Regions from separate parts of the Homo sapiens genome. Here region 1 is linked to region 2. The links are chromatin loops, found by intact Hi-C in ENCODE. Cell type or tissue: breast epithelium. All regions are shown on one strand. Links, peaks and the distances in the headings refer to the core of each region. The heading gives the core; the rest is flanking DNA. Region 1 overlaps LINC01619 (long intergenic non-protein coding RNA 1619). Region 2 overlaps LOC105369901 (a long non-coding RNA gene).

What was found. Peaks named below come from ENCODE experiments on the same cell type or tissue, not always from the same donor. Only the 100,000 strongest peaks of a DNase experiment are listed, where the experiment ranks them.
Region 1: a loop joins it to region 2, with 9 times the contacts of the local background. A loop is called at or near these places in 2 of 110 quality-filtered maps.

The regions. Positions count from the first base shown.
Region 1 is chr12:92,020,969-92,023,892 of GRCh38, reverse strand. The region is part of intron 1 of LINC01619 (long intergenic non-protein coding RNA 1619); the gene reads left to right. Among named protein-coding and RNA genes, the nearest start is that of LINC01619, 120 kb to the left of the region's middle. RefSeq lists an enhancer at 1,796-2,329. In breast epithelium, for the core only: no CTCF peak of the experiment used is centred there; no DNase peak of the experiment used is centred there; H3K27ac peaks cover 298 bases.
Region 2 is chr12:91,926,202-91,929,125 of GRCh38, reverse strand. All of the region lies in intron 5 of LOC105369901 (a long non-coding RNA gene), which reads left to right. Among named protein-coding and RNA genes, the nearest start is that of LINC02404, 52 kb to the right of the region's middle. RefSeq lists a silencer at 1,886-2,086. In breast epithelium, for the core only: no CTCF peak of the experiment used is centred there; no DNase peak of the experiment used is centred there.

The DNA of each region.
Region 1 (2,924 bases), core at 214-2,713, 95 kb before region 2:
TGCAGTGGTATGAACATGGCTCACTGCAGCCTCAACCTTTTGGGCTCAAGCAATACTGCCACCTCAGCCTCCCAAGTAGCTGAGACTACAGATACACACCATCATACTTGGCCGTTTTTTTTTTTTTAATTTTAATTTTTAGTAGAGATGGGGTCTCACTATGTTGCCCAGACTCATCTCTAACTCCTGGGCTCAAGACATCTTCCCGTCTCAGCCTCCCAAAGTGTTGAGATTACAGGCCTGAGCCACCATGCCCGGCTAGCGGGAGTTCTTTCCATAGGATTTCATTTAATCTATTAGCTGTGCTTCCTGTTCCTGGAGCTCAGAGCTTCTCAGATTTAATTTCTCCAGAATCATTACTTTTCTGTCTTCTCAGCTTAGTTAGAGGTAATCACCTAGATATTGGAATAAGGGAGGACACTTGGGGGTCTGATTGTTTTTTATTTAGTCAGACTTCCTTCTTCTTCTTCTTTTTTTTTTTTTTTTTGAGACAGGATCTGGCTCTGTTGCCCAGGCTGGAGTACAGTCAGTGGTGAGATCTTGGCTCACTGCAACTTCTGCCTCCCTGGCTCAAGTGATCCTCCTACCTCAGCCCCCCAAGTAGCTGGGACCTCAAGCGCATGCCACCACGCCTGGCTAATTTTTGTATTTTTGGTAGAGACGGGGGTTCGCCATGTTGCCCACGCTGGTCTCGAACTCCTGAGTTCAAGTGATCCACCCACTTCAGCCTCCCAAAGTGCTGGGATTACAGTAGTCAAACTTCCTTCTAAGAGTTCATTCTTCAGTTCTACCCTTTACCCTCACCTTCAGAGATACTCAGAGCCTCCAATTCCTAAGTCATTCTGGGTTTCTTTTGCACAAATTGTCTTGCTTCCTGTTGGCATGCCTCTCTTCAGGCATAAAATTTAGCCTTTTCAGATTTAGCAAATCAGTTACCACTTACACAGCTGCTTTCTTTATTCTTTCATTTCTTTTTTCTTTTCTTTTCTTTTTACCACACTTCATTTGCTGTCATTTCCTTTCCCATTCTTTTAGCTTTTATTGGTTTAAAATGTCTCTTTGTATGTGTGTGCATACCTGTGTACGTGTTTAATTTCCTTTTTTTTTTTTTTTTTTTTTTGAGACAGAATCTTGCTCTGTAGCCCAGGCTGGAGTGCAGTGGCGCAATCCCAGCTCGCTGCAAGCTCCACCTTCCGGGTTCACGCCATGCTCCTGCCTCAGTCTCTCGGGTAGCTGGGACTACAGGCACCCACCACCATGCCCGGCTAATTTTTTGTATTTTTAGTAGAGACGGGGTTTCACCGTGTTAGCCAGGATGGTCTTGATCTCCTGACCTCCTGATCCGCCCGACTTGGCCTCCTAAAGTGCTGGGATTACAGGCATGAGCCACCACGCCTGGCCTGTTTAATTTACTTTTAAGTTTTTAGTAGCACTCTAAAATAAAATAAAGTAAATATGTAGACTTAATCCATTAAGTTTAACCAGAAGTTTTACTTTTAAATTCTTAAAATATGCCTCCAACTATAATTAGTTTTTGACTATAGAGTTCATCAGCATTTATGTGTACACATATAATGTACACATTTATGTGTACACATATAATGTACACATTTATGTGTACACATATAATGTACACATTTATGTGTACACATCTTACACATGTAGCTCCCGTCCTCATATCTAAAATAAAAGCTGAAATTAAAGAAAAAAGATTTAAACTTAACTATATATATATTTTTTTCTTATCATGCTTTCTTATATCCCACATTTTTCTTTATCTTGGAATCTTAGTTTTGTTGGCATACATATTTGAATAACTTGTTCACATTTTAGTAGAAATTGATTCGGATTACAGGAGTTTATCTGCAGTGATCGTGGGGACAGGACAGGGCATTCTGCTAGGAGGAGGTTTCAGCTGGTCTCAAGGGTATCACTAGCTACTTGTGACAATGAATTGTCCCATCTCTTTGGTCTCAGAGCCCATGCTCATCTGTTTAGCCTGAGGGCAATTCCTGCTCTCTTTTGCTCAGCTTAGTCAGGAGGTAGGGGGGCTGGCTGATCAGCCTAGTCCCTCTAAATGCACTGCCCCAGTTAATCACTGTGACAATTGCTCCTTGACCTCCTAAGGCTGCCTGAAGTTCCCATAAGCACTCTCATCTCTGCACTCTCTCTCTCCTATGTGTTTTTTTCTGGTCTTTTTTTTTATGAAGAATTCAATCCTATCTGCTCTATATCTTTTATAAATATCTCAACATCTTTGATGTTGACACCACCCTTTCTTGTTTTCTAGTGCGTTACGAATGTATTTATTTATTTGATCATATCAGAGTAATTGGGGTGGGAAAGAACACGTGTTCAGTCTGCCCTTCTGCTCCTATTTTGAGACACACAGACCCCCCCACATGCAAACACACACAAATATTTAAACGTAGTGTCCCTGCTAACCAACTTGTCTGCTATTGTTCATTGTTTCAAAATGAAAATTTGATTTGGTCTTCCTTCCTTCCTTTGGTCTTGCCTTAAAAGAAAATCTGCTTATCCTTCTTTTTGTTTAGTATAATCCAACCTGTAGGTAAAAGTCTGTCTTTTTAGCCAGCCACAGATAAAAAACTAACAACAAAATCCTAGCTCTGATATTCATTTACTGTGAATACTCTGCCAAGTGGCGAAGAATGCATTTCCAGTATAGACTCCCCACTGGTACTAAAGGCATCTGCAAAGACATAGTCATATGAAAGAGAGCCAAAAACCTACAATGAAGTTAGTGTTGTGCATAACGATTTTCTTTAAATGTACTTATCTTAAAAGGACTCTGTATGTTCCTTCAGGGAGATGGAGACTTTCTCTTCCCACATTTTTAATTGGCAGTCACTCCATTTTCTGGAACTGCATTATGAAACTGTTGTTCAATACTTTAATCAGTA
Region 2 (2,924 bases), core at 312-2,811:
CAGGTGACAGAGGCTGACTGATGTCAACTGTCCAAGTTATTCTCTGTACTTGGTTGCTTGGTGTCTCCTCCTTGGAAGATACTCTATAGTAGTGGTAACATATAATGCAAATGTAAAGATCTCTTTTCAGGCCCAAAGTTCTATCCACATGCTTCTATTCCACATTTTCTGATACCTGATCTTCTAATATTTCTTCTTCCAAGTCTCCAACTAACCAGATAAGCTACTGGTTGAGCCTATGTATATTTTATATCAGGATACTTCTCTTTCCACATAAAGAAAACGAGGTATATTATTGCCTGAAGATCTGCCCATTGGAATAATTTCACCTCACAGACCTCACCTTCAAGGTCCATCGCTTAATGGGAATGTAGTGTAGCCAAAGTCCATTTTTGGCTTATACCCACATACTGACCCACATTCATGGTCATGAGACAGCCCATCTATGAATCAAGCTTGACTTTCCTCCCCCTTCATCAGCTTGGGGTAGGAAGAATCATGAATGGAATCACCATGAGTGACATGGGTTCACCTCTTGTGCCTTACATTTGTACCTCTGGCCCTGCCCTGGCTTTGATCCCAGATATTTCTCTTCCAGCACATGTTGGATAACTTCTGGAACTGTCCAATTTGGTGTGTCTGGTAGAACCCAGCTCCTATTGAGAAGTTTTGGGTTTGAGATCACTTTGTGCATCATGGTCAGGCACTTAGCCTTTCCAGTACCAATTATCACACTTAAGCAGTTTTTGAAAAAGGGTATAATTCTCTGCTACAGAAGGCATGACCTTTTTTCAGAACTCTAAAGGAGATACTCCTACTGGGATTTGAACTTCTAACTATTTAGGTTCTGCTGAGTCAAGTGGCCCAAATGGCAAAACCATCTACATCACAGCCTAGACTTGCTGCTGGGAGAGTCATTTCTTGCCCTGGCTCCCACTCAAAGCTGGCGGCCTTTCATATCACCTGGTTTATGAATCAGAAAAGTATTCAGATTCCTGCCTCCAGGAATGGGACATGAATTTGGTTGAAGTGGCTCTCTTCCATTAAGACCAATTTCTAGCATTCTCAGTATTTGAGGGTAATTTCAGTCCCTAAAAGGGATAACAGCAGCACATAACAGAGTCCACTATAGCTTCAAATCAGTGGCAGTTAGACTGACAGCTAACTTATCAGTAGCAACAAAGGATGCCAGAGACAGTGGAATAATATTAGAAATGTGCTGAAAAAATAACTGCCAAACTAATATTCTGTATTCATCCAGTATCCTTCATGAGTTAGTGTAAAATAAAAAATTTTTCAGGAAGCAAAGGAAAAAAGATAAGAGAATTTGCCCTCAGCAACCCCTCACTAAAGCAATTAATTTTAAAGGACATATTTCAGGAAGAATGAAAACGGTCTGAAATGGGTACAAGAAAAAATGAAGAACAAATAATATAGTTAATATGTGTGTAAATTTAAGTGAATATTGACTGTATAAAATAATAATGTCATGTAGGTTTTATTTTAAAATCTCCTAACGTTTTGCTAATATCTGAATTATACATAGTATATTTAAGTATATTTTGTATACTTAAAATTTGATACTTCCTAGAAAAGCTGGAGTACAGCGTTACATGGGTATAAATTTGGGTATAAATTTGGGTATAAATCATGGTGCAGACACATACAGTGCCTTCTCTAAGAAAAACACAAAAACCAAGAAACAGAAAATAAACAAGAATACACAAACAAATACTACCAATTCTATGAAAATGAACAGCTGTAAATATGGACCATTACACAAAATTTCACATTCCTGCTATGGTTTTTGTGGTGATTACTTAATAACAGATGCTAAAAATTAAATAAATAAGATGCAATGGTTGAATTGCATTTTTTCTGTTTTTTTATTCCCCCTTAAGAGATCATTCTCAACCACTTGTCTACTATATATTGATTGAAAGCTATTTGGAAATTACTCCATCAATGAAATGCAAACACCTATGTAGGGAAACGAAGCAGCTGTTTAAATGCTCAGAGCTTCACTAGACAAAGACATCCTCTTCCTTAACACAGGCTCTGTTTACACTATTCTAAAACAATGACTCATTCAGGGAAAAATTCAGTATTTCCAGGTTGTGTAAACACAACCATTATTTATAAAGAGATTTATAAGAAGGCCTGGTATTAACTACTTCCCAGTTGAGGAATTGCTAAGTGCTAGAGTTAGACTCATGTGTGTCTGTGTGTGTGTATGTGTATTTGGTGAATTCAGAATTGTTTATATTTGTGGGCCACACTTAAAAACCCAGTTCTCCTTATTTTGCAAAATCAACTATCAAGCTCGGAATAAATAGAAGTGTTACAAGTGGTAGCATAATTTCTAATTCTAAATAGCCTACTTATACCATACAGAAATTAGCAAATATTTTTACATAAACAAAGCCATACCATTGTCAATTATTCATAATTATTTTCTCATCAAGGAAAATTGAGTGACATGCAGATTCTGAATTTTGCCTGGGATTGAATACCAGTTTCATCTCTGGTTTATTATATGGCATTGAGTAAGGCACTTCTTCTCCGTGAGCCTTGGTTTCTACATCCTTTTTTTTTTTTTTTTTCTTTTTGAGACAGAGTCTCACTCTGTCACCCAGACTGGAGTGCAGTGGTGGGACCTTGGCTTACTGCAACCTTTGCCTCCTGGGTTCAAGGGATTCTTCTCCCTCAGTCTCCCGAGTAGCTGAGATTATAAGCACCCGCTACCACTCTCAGCTAATTTTTGTATTTTTAGTAGAGACAGAGTTTCACCATATTGGCCAAGCTGGTCTCAAATTCCTGACCTCAAGTGATCCGCCCACCTTGGCCTCCCAAAGTGCTGGATTACAGAGGTAAGCCACCATGCCTGGCAGGTTTCCGCATCTTTTGAATGGCAAAATTATTAT